2 separate regions of the Homo sapiens genome follow, and region 1 is linked to region 2. The links are chromatin loops, found by intact Hi-C in ENCODE. Cell type or tissue: A673. All regions are shown on one strand. Links, peaks and the distances in the headings refer to the core of each region. The heading gives the core; the rest is flanking DNA. Region 1 overlaps GNA14 (G protein subunit alpha 14). Region 2 overlaps VPS13A (vacuolar protein sorting 13 homolog A).

Region 1 (10,658 bases), core at 890-8,889, 140 kb after region 2:
GGGCTGAAACAAATGTGAATAACAGATTGCCCAAGGTCCTGATTTTTCAGTCAAAGCAGGCGACATTCCAGCCCAGCATGATCATTGCTGACTAAAAGCTTGGGGTGGTATAGTACCTAGTAAATTCTCTTTTTTTTTTTTTTTTTGAGACAGACAGTATTGCTCTGTCACCAGGCTGCAGTGCAGTGGCACGATCTCGGCTCACTGCAACGTTCACCTCCCAGGTTCAAGTGATCTTCCTGCCTCAGCCTCCCGAGTCGCTGGGACTACAGGTGTGTGCCACCACGCCCAGCTAATTTTTGTATTTTTTTTTTTTTAGTAGAGATGGGGTTTCACCATGTTGGCCAGGATTGTCTCGACCTAGTGAATTCTTAACCACCGACATTCTGTCTCTTAACCTTAGAAAACTCCGCATGACTCATTTCCCCAGTAAGTAATGAGAATATTGAATGAAGGGCCAGGAGAGAATTTTCTACCAGCAGAATCAGTATTGGCAGAGGTAATTAATTCACCTCTGACATTGAGAGTCTAGCCTTTCCATGCCTTAAGAAAATATTGTTACCACCCTTTGAATGACTTATTTAACAGCCCTCCCACAACCAGGATATGGAAAGCCATCATTTTCTTATATGCTTTAAGTAGTCAGCCAACTATAAATTAACAAAAACTCAATGCAAGAAAGTGCTTAAAATAAGAAATGGAATTCTTCATGGTTTAATTTCCCAGATGACTGGATTCTGTTGAACCCTTTTTATGTTAATTGGCTAGTGAAACCCAGTCCATAGCCTTTAGCCCATCGTTGGTGGGGAGGGGAATTGTCTTGTATTTTCTTTGTGCTTCTAGATATCCTAAAGAGCTCCATTCCCCTCTCTCTGTTCTCACGCAAAACTGTCTCGGCTATTTCTGGACTTTACTGTTCTAGATAAATTTTAACATCAATTTGTGAACTTCCACAAAAGCTGTTGCTATTGCATTTATCTCTTGAGTGAGGATTCATATTTTTAAAGCTAGATGTTGCTATTGTAGAATTGCTGCATATCAGAATAATTTCAGTCTTTTTCAGCAATTGGAATTGTTCCCACAGAATGGGGACACATGGTTCCATAACATATGTAGCCAACCGAGGTGCATTTTATAGACTGATTTGAGACAGATATTTCATACCTTACGTCCCCAAATGGTGTATGTGTGTGTGCACACACATGTGTGCACACATGCACAAAACCATCTTGGCCTTTAGTGTGGAGCACTCTTAATTCCCAGAGGATTCTCCTTCTGCTTGACCCAGCCAGCTACTGAGGGAACTGCAGCATGACACGATGATGCGCAGACTTGCCTTGAAAGGAGGAATCTTAGGAAAGTTTCCGAGTTACTATTAAGGCCACAGCATTTTTCTGTTTAGGAGCAGAACCATCAGTCAACCATGAGCTCTAAGAAACACAACATAACCCAGTGCTAATAGCAGAATGGTATATTCTTAGCCTCCTCAGAAAGGCACAGCATACATAATTCAAACAGCAAATCTGTGGTGGCCATCAGAACTTTGGCAGGGTTACGTAACATTTGTCAAACAATGTGGACTTCTAGCCATTTCATACATTTTTAAGATCTGGTCATATACATTGGGGGTAAAAATGTACACACACACACACGTGCACACACACACATTTTTCACCAATAAAACATATATGCTATCTAGAGCCCATTTACTCTATGTCAGCTTTGGCTTCTTGGTGATCAAACTGTGGCAAAGCTAAATTAGATATACTTATATATCCATTAATTTGGCTTAGAAAGTTAACACACAAAAAGAACCAAGTGTTTAAAAAAAATCTTTGGTGGCATGTTAAAGGAGTCACCCTTCAGCATGAGGTGAGAAACACAATTAAAAATGTCTCTAAATTACAAGGTTTAATAAAAAGCTTCAAACCCATTAACATTCTTATTTTTAAAAAAGTCACCCAAATTAACTCTAGAGGTTTGAAGGCATGATCTATAAACTAACAGGCTCCTTGCTTACATAATTTTAATCGCTATTTTTAAACATATTTAAAACTAAATCAAAGTGGCTTTTAAAAATTCTAGAAAACACCAAATTCAAAAATTACACAAAATCTTATAGCCAAAAGTCAAGAAAATAATTATAAACACAATTTGGGATGTAAGGACTTTTAAAGTATGTTGGTAAACTCAAATATCTTCCAAGTTCCATCACCCATCTCTGTCCCCACGATCTACATGACATCCTTAGTTCCTGGCATGGGGCTGGCTCTGGTGATGTCAGAAGCACTTGCAAATAAAACAAGGAGTTTGCAAATCACATCTTCTGTTATAGGGGAGGAGTGGGCAGCAGCTTTTAGACAAGGTTGAATTCCCTTAGGTTTAGCTGTAGAATTGTGTCTTTGACAGCAGCAAACACAAAGCGAATATTGTCTGTATCTGTAGCACATGTGAAGTGAGAGTAGATGACTTTCTCTTTGTCAGGATTCTGATCTTGGTAAAGCTTCAGGATAAAGTCTCTGGCAGCTCTGACATCCTGTTTCGGTCCTAGTCACAAGTGCAATTACAGGAATAAAGACACAGACTTAACACCATGTCCTCCCAAGAACCTTTTTTTTGAGACAGAGTCTCGCTCTGTAGCCCAGGCTGGAGTGCAGTGGCACGGTCTCAGCTCACTGCAACCTCTGCTTCTGGGGTTCAAGCAATTCTCCTGCCTCAGCCTCCCAAGTAGCTGGGATTACAGATGCGTACCACCACACACAGCTAATTTTTGTATTTTTAGTAGAAACGGGGTTTTACCATGTTGGCCAGACTGGTCTCGAACTCCTGACCTTAGGTGATCCACCTGCCTTGGCCTCCCAAAGTGCTGGGATTACAGGCGTGAGCCACCGTGCCTGGCCCCAAGAACCATTTTTTAATGTATTCTTGTTCTTATTTGAGATCCTGCTTTGATCCATCTTTATTTCCAGGGAACGGTTTACCTGGAGCATTATTTTTATGGTATCTCATCATGAACCCATAAAATAGTCATATTTTAAAATGTCCTCTGGTATCTAAAAATTGTACTTTACAGTGATTTGTTTAAACATAGTGACCCAATTTGTCTGATTTGGACCACTATTGAAGAGAAGTAATCCTGGCTAACACATATGGACAGACAGCTCTGGTCTAGGAGAGATAAAAGGAAGAATGTGGGAACTAACATCAGGCTGATTTTAAAGCTCGAGGGTGCTACACTACACAGCCAGTATGGTTAGTAAAAGGGGAAAGAAGAGTGCTAAAACATGAATCCACTAAATATCAGTGTCAAACTTAAGGTTTGAGACCTCCTGTACCAGAAACAATTAGCAACAGGGCATGAGACTCTCCTACCTTGGACAGGTTATGTGAGTCCACCATGTGTCTGGGAAAAGGGATGCCACACTCTAACATACACATAAGAAGCACCAGGTGCTCTGACTGGCATGAGGAATGCACAGATAAATCAAGCAGAGTCTCTACCCTCATGGAGCCGACTGGGAAGAGAGCTGAGTGAGCAGAGGATATGACATAGCATGATGTGGCCAAGAGAGCAAGCAGGGGTTAGGCTGCTGAGGGAGCAGAAAGGAGGAGGCACCCTTCCTGCAGACCAGATGGGCAGGGGAAGCCAGAAAGGCTCCCAGAGAAGGGGAGGCCTTTGCTGGGTTTTGGAGAACAACATGGAGGCAGCGAAAGGAGTTGGTAAGGGTATTCCAAGCACTGAGGGAAGCACATGTGGAGGTGCTGTGGTGAAAACACAACAATGGTGCAACTAGAGCTTCTGTTTGAAGGTGGGAATAGGGGGAGAGGCTATTGCAGGCAGACCAGGGAGGCCCCTTTGAGCCGTGATAACTCTAGACTGATGCCCGGGAGGTGGACGAGATCAGCACAGAAAACACTGTCCACAAGATAGACACTTACCTGTGTATTCTGGGAAATAGCTAATTAGATGAGAGTACATGATTTTCTCTTCCAAAAGATCCTTCTTGTTCAAGAATAAAATCACAGACGAATTCAGAAACCAGGGGTAGGTGATGATGGTTTTAAATAAGGCTTTGCTCTCTTCCATGCGATTCTAAGTGAAAAACAAGGGACTTGGGATGAAGTAGAAAGGAAATATTTTGGAAACAACATGGCGCATTGCCAGTCCATCCATCTCTTCCCTTGCCCCGCCGCAGTCTCTGGGCCACTGTCTGCTGAAGCTGGTGAGCATGTGGGGCCCCAGGCTACAGGCCTCCTGCTTCTGTTTGCCCCTCCCCAAGCCTCTTACTAACCATCCCCTTCTGGGTCCCCTCTCCTGTAGCATCCCAGCTCTTCTCCAGCCCAAAACTCACATGGAACGAAGTAAGAAAGGCTTTGGTGCAGCTTGGAAAAGGAAGGTTCCTACCCACGTTTCACAAGTTTCCTGTGTCATGTGATCGTTGGGATTACTAAGTGGGGAAGTGCCAGCTTCAGACCTGACACGGCCACCTCAGTTGGTTATGGGCTTCCAGACTGGGCCTCAGCAGTCAAGTGACAAGGCTCTTCCAGCAAGGCCACTGGCCCTAGGAATGCTAGAAGTTGGCAGAGACAGGACGCACTGCTACTGGGAACCCACCCTGTGCCACACTTTACAAGCAGAGCAGTGGCCCGTTTGATGGGTGACCATACTGTTGTTCAGAACTTTTTTTTTTTTCCTTTCTGAGATGGAGTCTCGCTGTGTCGCCCAGGCTGGAGTACAGTGGCGCGATCTCGGCTCACTACAACCTCCAGCTCCTGCATTCAAGTGATTCTCCTGCCTCAGCCTCCCGAGTGGCTGGGACCACAGGTGCATACCACCACACCCGGCTAATTTTTTGTATTTTTAATAGAGACGGGGTTTCACCGTGTTAGCCAGGATGGTCTCAATCTCCTGACCTCGCGATCCGCCCGCCTCGGCCTCCCAAAGTGCTGGGATTACAGGCATGAGCCACCGCGCCTGGCCTTGTTTAGAACATTCAAATAACTTTCCCAAGCCCATGTAATAGTGGGACCTGGGGAAGGTTGTGTAGAAAGACAGTGATAATTTCTAAATGTTAGACATTGGCAAGAAGATATTAAATGCTCCTAATTTACTGAGAACAGACAGGGCACAAACAAATCTTATCTGTGACAATAATTGTTCTAGATAGCATTCTGCTCTTTCTCAAGTATTTCTAAGAGGAAAGAAACAAGAACTTCCCTGTAGGGAGGGAAGGGATCACAGTGAAAAACATCCAAGCTCAGCACACACACTCAAGAGGGACACGCCATAAATCACTCTTTCCCCACAACTTCCAGACACCCAGGTTTGTTCTGCCACTCAGTACGCATTGGGGGAATTACGATCTGGAATGTATTAAAGCTTTAAAATTATTATGATCTGAATGATAATGATCTCCAAGGAAATAAAATATATGAAAACTTCCCAGACAGTATACAGAGTGGATATAATACATATCTACAACCAGGAGGGGAAAGTCTGGAGTGGCAACCACTTAATTTTTCTCCAAATATTTTGTGATTTTTAGAAGAGAAAATGTTTAATTTCTAAGCACTTTGGGCTGAGATACTGGTCCCTTGTGCACCTTACTAATCGTTTGAGTTTCCTGAGGAACGTCACAAATAATTCCTGAAACAAATTTGCAGCTATTTTTTTTATATTGATAACTGAATGTCTTGCCTTTAAAAAAAAAAAAAAAATCTCCAACTGAGAGGGCTGGGCGACAGCCAGCATTTCCGTTCTTTGCACAATGACACAATTAAATGGGTTAATCCTCCACTAATTAGGTAATATAAGCTATGCTCCTCAGAGAAAAGTGTGCTCTCAAGAAATACAAGATACAATTTGTTCAGTTATTGCCTAATCCTGGACTGAGTCCTTTATTGATTTACTTTCACGCCTTGGAAACAAAAGACATTTTTTAAAAGGTCAAGAGGTCTTAATGCAAGTTCAGGGGAAAAGATGACGAGGAGGACATGAGTGTTCCACCGATACTGTCCCCAACCTGACAGAGAAGTGGCTGTGAGGGTCCTCTTCACTCTCAGGGCAGCTCCCACTGATGGAATTGGAAGCAGCCAGTGCTATGGCCACTCTGAGGGGACAACGCATGCCTGACCAGGCTGGATCCATCCCAGCTGCCCTGAGGGAGTCCCTCCCAGGAGACGTGAAGGCAGATGCAATCCCAGACAGCCCCAGAACAGCTCCAAGCATCTAGCACCACTGCCCACCCCAGTTCCACTAGGGATCTAATTTGGGAGCACCATGGGCCTATGGAGGTTAGGAAGCCTGTGCCCAGGTAAAGTGTTTTAGAGATAGTGCTGCTCGGCATTGGTTGTGCAGTAGAATCCCTGGTGGGCTCTCAAAAGAAGCCTCAACCTAAACCCAGTAAATATGAATTTTTAGTGTTCAGTCCAAGAGATGGCATTTTTTCTTTTTTTTTTTCTTTTTTTTTTTTTGAGATGGAGTCTCGCTCTGTTGCCCAGGCTGGAGTGCAGTGGTGCGATCTCGGCTCACTGCAAGCTCCGCCTCCCGGGTTCACGCCATTCTCCTGCCTCAGCCTCCTGAATAGCTGGGACTACAGGCGCCCACCACCACGCCCGGCTAATTTTTTGTATTTTTTAGTAGAGACGGGGTTTCACCACGTTAGCCAGGATGGTCTCGATCTCCTGACCTCGTGATCCACCTGCCTCGGCCTCCCAAAGTGCTGGGATTACAGGCGTGAGCCACCGTGCCCAGCCAAGAGATGGCATTTTTAAAAACCTCGCCAAGAGATTCCACTGTGCCACCAAGGATGAGAACCTAGGCTTTTGAATAGGTTCCGACCTTAGCAGCACAGTGGATTCACCTGGGGTGCTTTTTAAAAATCCCCCCACTCAGGCCCCATTCACCACCAATTCATTCAGAATCTCTGGGGTTGGACTCAGGCACCAGGTTTTTGTTAAGTCCCTCAGCAAACTCCAGTGTGCATTCAAGTTTAGAACCCAGGTTCCAGGCCCGTGATTCTCAGCCTTTCATATGTATTTGAATTACCTGGGTTCTTGTTAAAATGCAGATGCTGATGTAGTTGGTCGGGGTTGATTCAGTAAGACTGCATTTCTAACAAGCCATGCAGGTGATGCCTGTGCTGCTGGTCCACAGGTCACACTTTGAGTAGCAAGACTGTTTGACCTAATGACGAGGGTCTATTTCCTGACCCGGCTGCCTTCTTAGAAACCACAGAATAGGCTCTGGCTTCCACAGCTACCCAAACTTCCCGCCCAGCATACCTCGTTGTCACACTCAGCCAGGACCTGGTCATATTCACTCAGAGCAACCAAGAAAATAATGGAGGTGACACTCTCAAAGCAGTGAATCCACTTCCGTCTTTCCGATCGTTGGCCACCAACATCCACCATCCTGTTGTGTAGAAACACAGATCCTTCAAAGGTTGGAATACATGACACTTCGGGGAAAAAGGACATGAATTATAGCATGGAAACCAGTGCTCTTGGAGTCCTCAGTAATTTCTAAGAGAGAAAAGAGGTTCTAAGTTTTAAAATGTTTGATGCTGCTGCTTTAAGCAATGAGGGACCACTGGATGTTTCCTAGCAAAGAAGGGAGAGAATGTAAATGACATTTCTGAAGACATGCAGAGGTGACTCAGGGAGCCTGCCGGTTAGGAAGCTAACCAGTGTCCAGACAGAAAACGCAAACGTTCACTTGGGTTCTGTGACAACCACTGTAGAGTCCCTGGATACCAGACTCAAGAGGGACGCAGCGGCCAGCTGTCTTCCGGGTCTCCCAGGCTGGCTTCAGGACCCGAGCCTATTCTGTTTTTGTGGCTCCTCTAACTTACCTGTAAATCCTTTCTGCATTCCCTGGATGCCACCTCTTGTTCCCTATAAAAACCTACAAGTGTCCTCTGTCCAGTACAGAAATCCAAAGCCTCTATATCTGTGTCTTTGGGAAAAATTTCAGCAACTCCTAGCCCAGGGATCATGAGCTCAAATGCTACAAGAATCAGGCAGTTTATGGGAATGAGCCAAGTGGGCTCCCCAAAGTACAAAACATACATGGCACAACAGCCGGGGGCCCTGTCTACAGGGAAGCCTGCCGCGTACCTGCAGCCAAGCTCTGCAGAACAAGACGCAGGCTTGCCATGACCACAGTCTCTGCCTTTTCAGGAGAAACAAGGTATCCAATGTGTTAGCTCAAACGTTTTTTTAGTAACACCAAGTGAGCCAAAGAAAATACATAATGGACCAGATACAGCTGCCAAGTAACCCCCACCCACCCCTACATCACCACCCCACCACACACACACACCAGTCCCTGAAGGCACTGGGTCATTGTGGTTAGGTGGTCCACAGGCCAACCACCCAGAACTGTTGTCTGGAAAAGTGCAGGAAGGAAAATGAAAAATTCAATACTGTTCTTGAACCATGTCCTGGAGGTGCAGCCACTCCCACAATGACATGTTCATGGCTGGCTATCACAGCAGGGAACCGATCTTGAAACAGGACATTGCAATTGTCAAAAGGTTGAGCTTGAAGAAGCCATTCTATAAAAGCCTCAATTTCAAAGATCGGAATTTTTCAGCCAGAAATATCCCACTGGGAGAGGTGCTCTGAGTTGTAAAGTAATAGATTTCACTGGTGGATGATGTTAAACCCATTCACCAGCCTCTAGAAAGTAATGCAAAACCCATTCATCGCAGTCCAAGAAGGATAAACTTAGAAGAAATAAAAGTATTTTTTAAAACAAAACGAATAAACAAAATCCTTGGGAGTCTGAGAGGTTTTGGACATTGCAAAAAGCAGTTAATTGTGAAAAGGTTTAGAGAAATTCATGGGCACACAGGCACAGAGGGCTACTATTAAAATCAGGGATATGCTAATATAGATGGGGGACATGTTTGAGGGGCTGGACCTGAGGGCTTCCCAAACACAGCAATTCTGGAGAGAGAAGCACTGAGCTATAACTGGGGATCAGACAGGACCCGGATGTGGGAGGACTGATGTGTTGTCTCAACTAGAAAATCGTGTGTGATAATTGTTAGGAGGAACAAGGGAAACAGTGGATATAAAAGTGCTTTGAAATGTGCAGTGCTACATATATGCCCTATATTATTATTCATTTTTTACCATAACTAAATGCAGTGAAGATTCACTAAGTCATCCTAAAAGTATTTCCTATATTTGTAAGTGGAAATGCATACATTTTTACACAGCTGTTAGTTTGTACATATTATTCTTCACAGTTTTCATACACATTTTTTGTATCCTTAATTTTCTAAGGATAAATCTTGGAGAAGGAAATAGAGGAGAAAGGAAATATGATTCATCTTTAAGGAAAAGACATCGATAATCACTACATTCAATTTGTGGGATACAGAAGTATACATTTGTGTGTGTGTGTGTGTGTGTGTGTGTGTGTGTGTGTGTATGAGTGTGTGTTACACATAAGAATCATTCCAGTTTCCAGTAAGGAAACCCTTTTTCTCCAAGGGTAACAGGAAGGTGACTTCCTCTCCATTCCAGGGTTGAGACCTACCTACCACAATTCTAAATACCCTTGGCAGAGAGGGTCACTCTGTCCTAAGAGATATAATCCCTGCTTAGGAATAACACGTTTAAGAATCCACCTGGGGACTTCCAAGCCTGGGCAGATTCTTCATGGTACATCAGGGAGACAGACTTACCGAAAGATGATGTTTTCCAAGTCAAATGGATACTCAATGATGCCGGTGGTGGGCACTCGGACGCGAAGCACATCTTGTTGGGTAGGCACGAATGATGGTGTGGCGATGCGGTCAATGTCAGTCAGGTAACTGTATATTAGAGAACGAGGAACTGACTCTCCTTTTAGAGCAGGGGGAAATGTCCATCCTACTCAAAGGAAGTCACCCCCCACTCACAGTGAGCCCCACACAGACACACGAATTCCATCAATGACTTTCCTGAGAGCCAGTGCCAGGCCAGGCTTCTCCATCCTTCCTACGACTGTTTTGAAGACAATATGGGTCAGAAGGACTTCCATGCGCCTTCTGGGACATCTGCAGAGCACTCCGTCTCTTCCTCCTGGGTTCTAAGCTCTATCGCTTCTATTTGACCAGCGAGGGAGACAGTGGGGCTGGAAGGACCAGGATGTTGGAAATGGCTCTCTCCAACACCCCATCTGTCATCCTCCCTCCAGAGCCCCTTCTCCCTCCCACTCACCCTTGTCCAAGAGCATTATATAATGGAGATGCTGTTCTCTAAAGCTTTGCTCAATGAATTAAATAGTTTCTAAGAAAATACACAGGCGTAAAACAGGCCGAGGAGAAATTCAAAACAACAGCAACAAGAACAAGTTTTCCTCTTGAAGACACTGGGAAACTACATCTCCTAAAATAACCCAAAACTTGCCTTAACTTATTTTTGGCCATATATTGAAGCCCTGAGCTTAAAACATATTTTTTTTTTCTGTAGTAAAATAAGAGAATCCTTTAAAAAAAAAAAAAACTTTAAGGCCTTTCTAAAAGACACTTTTAGGTAAAATAACTGTAACTCAGGCCCTCGCTAACAAAAGAGTTGTAGATGCAGAGCCCGCTGCATGCTGAGGTCGGCCCTGCCCTGTCCCAGCACCGCATCAGGGGCTGAGCAGGTCCGCATGCAGGCTA
Region 2 (10,658 bases), core at 1,744-9,743:
TGAAATCAGACCTGATTATGAATCAGTTTCATAAGCCTTGTACAGCGATATATATTATTGTGCCAGTTTTAAGTGTACTGAGACATTGAGGCCCTCAACTTTAAGGGTGGGAGCCCCCAGACCATTTGTTTGACTCTGTCTTGGAGCAGCATCCTCCATTTACTGTAGCACCATTGGACAAATACTGTTTTTATTTATATATGCCATAAGGTAAAAAGGATTCTTGCTGACCTGATAGTCTCATGAAAAACATATCATAGTAAATTAGTTTCTGATATCTTCTTCATAAAAAATATTTTGAAAGTAAAGGCTTAAAAAAATCCAATTTTTAATGCTTAATTCTTGGTGATGGGTACACAAGTCTTTCTAATTATTCTCAACTTTTCTGGCCTTGTTATTAGGCCAACACTTGCTTCATGAAATGAGTTGGGAAATGCTTTCTTCCTGTTTTCTGAAAAATTTGTATAGAATTTGCATTATTCCTTAAATGTTTGATGGAATTATCAGTGCAAATATTTTTTGTGTATAGTTGAGTCTGGGATTCACTTTATTTTATTTTCCATATGGCATTCAGTATCCAAAGGAGATCCACACACTGCATTTGATTGATATACCACTTAAGTCTGTTATAGTTTATGAATTTCCTTTAGTTTCTTCTCTGCCCTTGTGTTAGCCATTTGTTGCTATCTTATTTATTCTGTACAATTTTCCATAGCCTGTATCTTGCTGATTATGTTTTCATGCTATTTAACATGTTACTGTATCCTGTGTTTCCTTAAATCGGTATTTAAATCTCAGGGCACAGTGAGATTCAGGGTTTGGGAGTAGGGGTTGGCAAGATACTTCATAGTTGGTAGTGTGTGTTTTCATAGGAGGCACATAGTGTGTAGCTGTCTTTTTTTTCTTTTCTGTTTTGCACTGTCTTGGAATATTTTCTTTTTTTTATGTTAGAAGCTATTTGTTGTTATTTCCTGTAATTTGGTCTTGAAGTCTGTGTCTGGAGAGTGGCCATAAGCCAAAATAGCCACTTTCTAGCTTGCAGGCATGTTGGTCAGATGGGACATCGGGGAGGCAACACAACAAAACACCCTCGAGGGGTGCCCACCAGGGAGGCTGACAGGAAGTCTGGAGGCAGTAGGGACGTTTCTTCATTTATTAAATGGGAGAGTTCACCAGTCTTTATGCTGGTATCACCAATCATTTTGGCTTTTCAAAAGTTTATTCTCCAGTAGATTTCTTAGGCAGGGCTCATAGGAACAATAATCCTTATTTATATTTGCAGGGTAGTTTGACTGGATTTTAAATTCTTGCCTTGAATTTTCTTTTCTAGATGATCTTAAAACATATTACTCCATGTCTTATGGCCTAGTATTGGTGTTGACAGTTCTGATGACAGTTTGACTTTCTTTCGCTTCTAAGAACTTTGCCATTTTCCCCAGACATTCAGAGCTAATTTGAAGCTTTATGTAGGGACTTTGGACAGGTAGACATCACAGTTGATGGTCAGGAACTGGTCTAGCAATTTTATGGGTTCTCAGATTGAGAGTATCTCTTGTTCTTAGGCTAGTTAGTTTCCGTTGAGAAAAATACTATTAAGTATAAGCCTGGCAGCCTACATTCCAGAAGCCAATTGGTTGAAAGAAGTGGAGGCCTCATCATTTAGTTTATAGATTTTTGCTTAAAATAACCACTTTTTAACATGGTGTTTTATTAACCGTCTTTCTGTACCTGAAGTCTCCTAGACCACAGCCTTTCTGCTCTAAACTCTGTCGAGCAAATCTGTTCTGTTGAACTCGGAGAGGAACAGTCATATAGTCCTACTCATGTGACATGCAGAGGCTATTCGGTTTATTCTAAACTAATTTACCAGTATTTATATAATTATATAGATACAATTTATACATTAATATATATGTAAATTATATATGTATAAATACTGGTAAATAAATTAAGAAAAAACTAATTATATATATTATATAATAATATATTTTATATATACATAAAATTCTCTCTCTCTCTCTCTCTCTCTCTGTCTCCAATCACACAATCACAGCTCACTGCAGCCTCGACCTTCCCTGGCCCAGGTGATCCTCCCACCTCAGCCTCCTGAGTAGCTAGGACTGCAGGTGTGTGCCACCAGGCCCAGCTGATTTTTGTAGAGATGGGGTTTCAACATTTTGCTCAGGCTGCCCTCAAACTCCTGAGCTCAGGCGATCTACCTGCCTCGGTCTCCCAAAGTGCTGTGATTACAGACATGAGCTGAGCCACAGCGCCTGGCCTATTTGAGATACTATAGTCAGCAAAAGATAAAAAGCCCTTCTCCACGTGGAATAAATAGTAGTTAATCAGTAATATAAAACAATATTAGAGAGTGATATGTGCTTTGAAAACCAAGAAAGCAGGGTAATGTGACAGGTAATAATTCACGTGGCGTATTAGGATTATCAAGAAATGCTTTTTTACAGTAGAAACATTTGACAGAAATCTGAGCTGTGGATTTGAGCCCTGTTGAAAGAGCTTTCCAGGTGGAGGAAAGAGCAACTATAAAAGCCTTGTAGCAGGAAGGTGCTTGCTATATTCTGGGAGGTTTTAGGGCCCTCAGTAACCTTTGGGTAGAATTATTTATTAGTTTCTGTTTTGGTTTAGTTTTTACTTTTTAAAGTAAGATTTATTGAGACAATTTACCTATAGTAAAACTTACCTCTTTTAGTTATAATTCTGTGAGTTTTGACGAACATATACTGTTGTGTAACTTACCTTCAGCATATACAATGGGTCTGTCAACCCTAAATATTCACTACTGCCCTTTGAGGTTAGCCCTTCTCCCCATCCTAGCACCTTAGAATCACTGCACTGTTTTTCGTTCCTGTAGTTTTGCAGTTTCCAAAGTATCAAATAAATGGAATCATGCAGTTATGTAGTCTTTCACGTTTTTTTTTCTTAGCATGTGAGATTATAATTTTTGTCTTTTTATGTCTTGATCAGCCTGGTTAACGATGTATCGATTTTATTGATACTTTGAAAGAACTGGCATTTGTTTCAATTGAATGTTCTCTGTTTTTAATTTTATTTATTTATGCTCTTTTAAGATTCCTTCCTTCTGCCTGCTTTGGATTTAATATGCTCTTCTTAAGGTGGAAGTTTAAATTATTGATTTGAGAATGTCTTTCTGTTGTAAGCATTTGCTGCTATAAATTTTCCTTTAAGCACTGCTTTAGCTGCTTCCTGTAAGTTTTGATATGTCATATTTTTATTTTCATTCAATTCAAAGTATTTTCTAATTTCTCTTCTGACTTTCTTTTACCCATTGTTTATTTAGAAATATGTTATTTAACTTCTAAATATTTTGAGATTTTCAGATCCCTTTCTGTTACTGATTTCTAGTTTAAATTCATTATGGTCAGGGGAGAAACCGTTTCAGTTCGTTTAAATTTGTTGATGTTTGTTTTATGGCCCAGAACATATATGATTAATCTTGGTGAATGTTTCAAGTGTACTTGAAATTAATATGTGTTTTGCTGGGTTGAATGTTCCATTTGGGCAAGTAGGTTGGTGGATAGAATTATTCAGGCTACTGATTTTCTGTTTACTGGTTGTGTTGAAGCCTCTGATTATAACCATTGATTTGCCTGTTTCTCCTTTCAGTTCTTTAAGTTTTTTGCTTTGTATGTTTTGGAGATCTCTTGTTAGGTACATATAAATGTGTATGAATTTTATGCCCCTTTTGTGATTATGTGATGTGTCTTTTTATCTGTGGTAACTGTGCTTGTTCTGAAGTCTACTTTGGTAGTAATATAGCCATTCCAGGTTTCTTCGGTTAGGTTTGAATGGTCTATCTTTTTCTGTCCTTTAGCTTTTAATGGATGTTTTCTTGTTTAAAGTGGGTTTCTGTTTTTTGATGCAAAGTCTCACTGTGTTGCCCAGGGTGGTCTTGAACTCCTGTGTTTAAGCTCGCCTCAGCCTAAGTAGTAAGTAGCTGGGATTATATGTGCATGCCACCACATCTGGCTTAAAATGGGTTTCTTACAGTCAGTGTATATTTAGATCTTTCTTTTTTATCTAATCTGACAATCTCTTGGCTTTTAATTTGTGTTTAGACTATTTTATAAAACTAATTATTGATATGATTGGATTGTAATCTGATATCTCTAATTGTTTTCTGTTCTCTAATTTTGTTTATCCTATTGTATTCCTCCTTTTGGCCTGATTTTTGATTAATTATCATTTATTTTATGGTTTCTCTAGGGTTTACAATGTATATATCTTTAATCATAGTCTATCTTCCAATAATATTTTATTGTTGTACATATAGTGTAAGAATCTTACAATACCATGCTTCCAATTCCCATTTCCTATCTTTCTTGGTATCATCATAATTTGCTTTACTTTGGTGCATGTTGAAAACTCACAATGTGTACCTATTGAATTTGGTTTAGTCAGTTTTCTTTGGAGCAATTAGTTTTCTAAAGATGTTTTATATTTTTCTTCATTGCAACTCTTTCTGTAACTACTTCATGTAGTTTCTGTCTATTGTTTGTATTTCTCTCTGAAATACTTTCTCATTTCTTTTTTTTTTTTTTGAGACAGAGTCTTGCTCTGTCGCCCAGGCTGGAGTGCAGTGGTGCAATCTCAGCTCACTGCAACCTCTGCCTCCGGGGTTCAAGTGATTCTTCTGCCTCAGCCTCCCAAATAGCTGAGATTACAGATGTGTGCCACCACACCTGGCTAATTTTTGTATTTTTAGTAGAGATGGGGTTTCACCATGTTGGCCAGGCTGGTCTTGAACTCTTTGACCTCAGGTGATTCACCCACCTAGGCCCCCCAGAGTGCTGGGATTACAGGCGTGAGCCACCGCATCTGGCACTTTCTCATTTTTTATAATGCAGGTCTGCCAGTAATGACTTCTCTCAGTTTTTTGGGTATAGATGAGAAGGGAGCTGGGAAAAACCTTTATTTCACCCTAATTTTTCTGAGTGACATTTTTGCTGGGTTGTGTTTTCCCCCTTTCCAACTGTTAAAAGATGTGATTTCATTGTTCTTTGTTACACATACTTTTGATGAGAAATCTATGACATTTCTTATTTTTGTTCCTCTGTACATAATTGGTCATCTTTTTTGACTGCTTTCAGGATTTATATATGGTGTGACTAGATGAGTTTAATTGTGTTTTGATATTTGTCCTGTTTGGGCTTTTCTGAGCTACTTGGATGGATCTGTCTTTCAATATTTTTCATTTTTTTCTTCAAATAGTTTCTTTGCCTCTGTCTCCCTTTCTCTCCCCCACCCCCTGGCTCCCCTGTTTTCTCCTCCTCCACTTTTTCCCTGTTCCTCTTCTTGAATTCCTGAAATTCTTGCTGGATTTCTGTTTATAGTCCCACAGCCTTTGGATGTTCTGTTCAAGTTTTTTCCCCATTGTTTTCTTAGTGCCTTTTAATTCAAATAATTTATCTTGACCTATTTTCAAATCTACTGATTTTGTCCTTGGCTCTGATGAGTGTACTGACAAACCCACTGAAGGTATTTTCATTTATGTTACCATGTTTTTTAATCTTTAATATATCCCTTTGACTCTTCTTTTTTCCATTTTCTCTGCTATAATAATATTCACCATCTATTCATGCATATGTTCCACTAGAAGCCTTTACCATATTAATCATAGTAATTAAAATTAAAAATTTTAGTTTCAACATTGATGTTATAGATGAGTCTGATTCTGTTGATTCCTTTATTATTTGCTTGAATTTTTTCCCTTGCTTTTATAGGGCATCTCATAATTATTGATCGAATGTCAGACATCATATCATGCATAGCAGGAGTCCCCAACCCCCGGGCTGTAGAACGGTACCGGTCTGTGACCTGTTAGGAACTGGGCCGGACAGCAGGAGTTGAGTGGTGGGCGAGGGAGCATTATTGCCTGAGCTCCGCCTCCTGTCAGATCAGTGGGGGCATTAGATTCTCATAGTAGGGTGAACCCTATTGTGAACTGTGCATACGCAGGATCTAGGTTGCATGCTCCTTGTGAGAATCTAAAGCCTGATGCTCTGAAGTGGAACAATTTAATCCCCAAGCCATCTCCCCACCCTCCAACCCCCCAGCCCCACTTTTGTGGAAAAATTGTCTTCCACAAAACAGCTCCCTGTTACCAAAAAGGCTGGGGACCACAGATGCATAGCATAATAGAGACTGAGGTAAATATCATAGTATTTATGTCTGGAAACGGGGATGCCTCTTTTCTGCTAAGCTATTAGCTTGGGGTGGGGGGTTGAGCTTAGGTTGGTTTGAATTCCAGATTAATACGATTTCCTTCACTACATTACTGCTTCAGTTTCCTTTAGTTGTACCTTGTGCTTAGGGTGGCTGGAGGCTGTGTTGCTCAGATTTTGCTCCGTGCTGAGCCTTTGACCTTTCTTCTACTCTTGTACCTCAGAAAATTCTCTTTCCACATTCTTAGCTCTTTCCTAGATGTTAGAGGCTCCTGCTGCTTGTTTCTTAGTGCTTGTGAGCTTGATGTATTTGGGGAGAAGGCAAGGTGGTTTGGATAGGCTTGTTAGTGTTCTTGTCCATTTTCACTCCTAGCCAGGGCTGTTTCTGTGAGTCTCAGAAATGGAGTATTCTTGGCCATCCTGCCCCTCCTCCTCATGGCATCTGATTGATATCTCTCGTATTTCCTATGTGGGATTGACTATCCTTCCCTTCCCCAGCAGAGGGAGACCTCTAATCATCTGGCCCCAGGAGAGTTCTTGTTCTTCCCCTAGAGTTTTATTTTATTCTTGTCCCTAGGATACTGTATCTTCACCTGTGCCCTGAGGGAAACAAGGTTTACTGCCCTTCCCCTAGTTTCTTATGGCTATTGTTTTGAGTAGTTGATAATCTTGGTGGTGCTTTGGGCCTTTTCTGCAGTGGAGGCTCCTCACCTTTTCCAGGGTCATACCAAGGAAAGCCTTCTCTTGTTTCCCACTTGCACCCATCTCCCGTCTTTCTCAAGAGCTCCTCACGTGTGTGGCTCTCAGGGATTCTGCATCTCACATTAGTCCACACTTATCCTTTATCATTTTAGCTGAATTATTCTTACCTATATTGTATAGTATCTGACATCTCTTTCTCCTCTCTACCACAAGTGAGCTGGTGCTTATTTTCTCTCTCTCCCTGAAGGTACCTGTTTGTCCTTAGATTTTTAGGGATCTTTGTTGTCCTGTGACCTCAGATTGCTAATGGTTTTAAGAAAGTTATGATATCATAGTTTATCGGGTTTTTTTTCCTTTTCTTAAGGTTTGGAGGGGCCCTCACTCCAGCTTTGTGCACCCTAGGCAGAAGCAGGACTGTAGACTTCTTTTCAGCCCTGTCTTGTACCTCAGCCTTCGGAGGTCACTTATACCTCTGGTTCTGGAGGATTCTTTGTTCTGTAGTTGTAACTGATTTGCTTGTTGATGGCTCTTCAGCTCCCTGTTCTTGCTTGCTTCTAGCATTTAGGAGAATTGAGAAAGTTATGAGCTTAGTGCTCTGTCCCTCTTCCAAAATTTTTTTTAACATTTTACATCTCCTGTTGTCGCCACCATTTTTAACTGTTATTGCAGAGCTTGAGATTTTTAACCACTGTAGGTAATTTCTGGTTGGCAATTAAGATGGCCCTTTACAATCTGATAAGGAACAGAAGTATAGCAATAGGAGGAGACTCCTTTGAAGAATCCAGAAAAATCTATTCACATACCTCAAATCAGGAATAGATTTCAGTAAGGTGTAGATATACAGTGTTTTTCAAATTTTTGTCAGTCAATCAAGAAATACATGGTTACTCTCATTACGAAAGTATACTTGCAAAATGAAAATGCATATTCAGATATTTCCTCTTCTCCATTAAAAAAAAAAGAAAAAAAGCTGGAGCCACACCTACTACCTTGATTTTATGACCCACAAAGGAAATTGCCACCACCAATTTGTAAAAGTTTGTAGTGTAGGTTCCAATAAACCAGTTACAGTAGAATTGTTGCCTCATTTGTACTTGGCTTGTGAATACTTGGGAGATTTTCTAACTATGTTTTGTTATTTTTTACTGTTTTATTTTTGTACTGAAAATACATCATTTCAAAAATGGATTGTGATAATTAAATTTTCTCTTATTAAGGCTGTTTATATCACTGGAAAAGAAGTTTTCAGCTTCAAAATGGTTTCTTACATGGATGCAACTGCTGGTTCTGCATACACAGATATGAATGTGGTTGACATTCAGGTTAATTTAATAGTTGGTTGCATTGAAGTAGTTTTTGTCACGAAATTTCTATATTCTATATTGGTAAGTATTTTATTAAATTATTATTTATTTTATACTAATTGGAAATTGCTATATGTCAAATATGGATGAAGACTAGTAAGAATTCCTTGCTTGAGATTTTTTCTGATTTTTTAAATCTTCTGGGTACCATTTATTATACATAATAAATGTGTAGTTCCTTATTTATATAACATCGTTTTGACATAGGAATATTCTAATTAATTGAAATATATATTTCATATAGTAACATTAAGTTTATGTGCATTATATATCATAAATATGTTATATATTAATTAGAACCTTCGTTTTATATGTCATTGGCTTAAGTCTTCGTTTTACCTGACTTGCAACTATAATTTAAAAATACTGAATATATAATTGAAGTTTGTTTTGGTCTGAAGTCATCATTAAGAAAAGGTTATTTTAATTTTCTAGAGACAAGGTCTTGCTCTGTCACCCAGGCTGGAGTGTAGTGGCATGATCGTAGCTCATTGTAACCTTGAACTCCTGGATTCAAGTGATCCTCCCGCCCCAACCTCCTGAGTAGCTGAGACTACAGGCACATATCACCATGCACATACCACCAAGCTAATTTTTTTTTTCTTCAAGTTTTTATAGAGATGGGGTCTTACTCTGTTGCCCAGTCTGGTCTTGAACTCCTGGCCTCAAGTGATCCTCCTGCTTTGGCCTCCCAAAGCGCTGAGATTACAGGCATTATGTCTGGCCCAAGAAAATCATATTTTCGATTGCATTGTCATTCTGTGAATATCAGGGACTTTAAGGAGTTAGATTTAACCCCTATATGACTCCACCCTAAGGCATTTCGGTTCTTATTTCGGCTTTTCTTGTTTCATTTTGTTTCGGTTTTTGTTTTTCCCTTGCTGTCAGCTGATATTTTTTCCTGTGGGTGTCACACCTATCTCCATAACATCACTATTCATTCTTTTAAAATGCTGTCTCAGTGTTTTAGTGTATGAACTAGGTAATCAAATCTAAGGCTGTAGTGGAATAAATAGGCCAAGTGTGGCAATTCTTATAAGCAAGAAAAGTATTTGCGTGTTCATTTGAATGTATTTGGGAATGTGGAGCCCTCTTTTGTTATTTCAAAATTCTAAGTTAATTCCATATAATGTTGCTGTTTTGTGATCTTTTAAGCCATAACATCATTTTGTACACAAAAATGTAAAGATAAACAAGTATTCCTTGTTGAATTTCTTCTCTTTTAAAAAAAATTAGAGTTGGGTTCTTGCTCTGCAGCCCAGACTGGAGTGCAGTGGCGTGCTCCTAGCTCACTGCAGCCTCAAACTCATGGGCACAAGCAAATCCCATCTCAGCCTCCCAAGTAGATTAAATTAGTAGGGACAACAGGCCCTGCTAATTTTTTATTTTTAATTTTTTTTTTAAGACACGATCTCGCTGTATTGCCCAAACTGGTCTAGAACTACTGGCCCCATGTTATCCTACTACCTCAGCCTCTTAAGTAGCTAATTTATTTTTATAACCAAAAAAATCATGTCACTTGAGCCCTCTTGTACTTATACTTAGAAATTACTAAAATGTTAATTTTTTCTTTGAACATGAAAATTAGGTATAAGAGTATAAATATAGATAATTATATTTTATGTCATTGAAGTTTTTTTTTGGAATTTGGAAATTGGAAAATTATTTTGAAACTTCTTAAACATATTTTATTTATTTATTTACCTTACAAATATAAATAAGCTCTCTGTCCACTGAGGTTGTATAGAGAAATAGGGTTGTTTTTCATTAGGGAAAGTGAGATAAGGGAAGTAGATATCTGTAAGACATTCCAGTGATCCCATTTAGCTTTGTTCTGAGGACTAGATTTTTATTTTATCTGTGTCTTTGTGTTTCTCAGTTTTTGTGGCAGAAAATTAAGATTTAATATAGACAGTAAGATTTTGAATAAATAATGCTTGGTTGTATCAAGTAAAAGTTTTTTTTTAAATGGAGGTAAAACCATAAATATCAATATATATTTAATAAGTCGTATTTATTAATAACCTTAAGAATATAATTCTGTTATCTTACAGGCTTTTATAGATAATTTTCAGGCAGCTAAACAAGCCTTGGCTGAGGCAACTGTTCAGGCAGCTGGAATGGCTGCTACTGGTGTAAAAGAACTCGCACAAAGGAGTTCCAGAATGGCACTGGATATTAACATCAAAGCCCCAGTTGTGGTCATCCCGCAGTCTCCAGTTTCTGAAAATGTTTTTGTTGCTGATTTTGGACTAATTACAATGACAAATACCTTTCATATGATAACAGAGAGCCAGAGCTCTCCCCCACCTGTTATTGATTTGATAACAATAAAGCTGAGTGAAATGCGACTATACAGGTAAGCTTTTCACAAGTATATTTGTGTGGA

What was found. Hi-C counts contacts between places; a loop is a spot of excess contacts. Peaks named below come from ENCODE experiments on the same cell type or tissue, not always from the same donor. Only the 100,000 strongest peaks of a DNase experiment are listed, where the experiment ranks them.
Region 1: it touches region 2 in a loop (3-fold over the local background); 3 of 110 quality-filtered maps call a loop at or near these places.

The regions. Positions count from the first base shown.
Region 1 is chr9:77,421,623-77,432,280 of GRCh38, forward strand. It overlaps GNA14 (G protein subunit alpha 14), which reads right to left. Exons shown (of 7, transcript NM_004297.4): 4 at 9,699-9,827; 5 at 7,285-7,414; 6 at 3,940-4,093; 7 at 1,457-2,547. The coding sequence ends at 2,357. Among named protein-coding and RNA genes, the nearest start is that of GNA14-AS1, 21 kb to the right of the region's middle. In A673, for the core only: no CTCF peak of the experiment used is centred there; DNase peaks (open chromatin) are centred at 5,299 and 5,789; H3K27me3 peaks cover 811 bases.
Region 2 is chr9:77,285,219-77,295,876 of GRCh38, forward strand. It overlaps VPS13A (vacuolar protein sorting 13 homolog A), which reads left to right. Exons shown (of 72, transcript NM_033305.3): 32 at 8,123-8,290; 33 at 10,324-10,628. Among named protein-coding and RNA genes, the nearest start is that of VPS13A-AS1, 110 kb to the left of the region's middle. RefSeq lists a silencer at 6,515-6,809. In A673, for the core only: CTCF peaks have their summits at 6,692 (motif pointing right) and 6,892; a DNase peak (open chromatin) is centred at 6,703.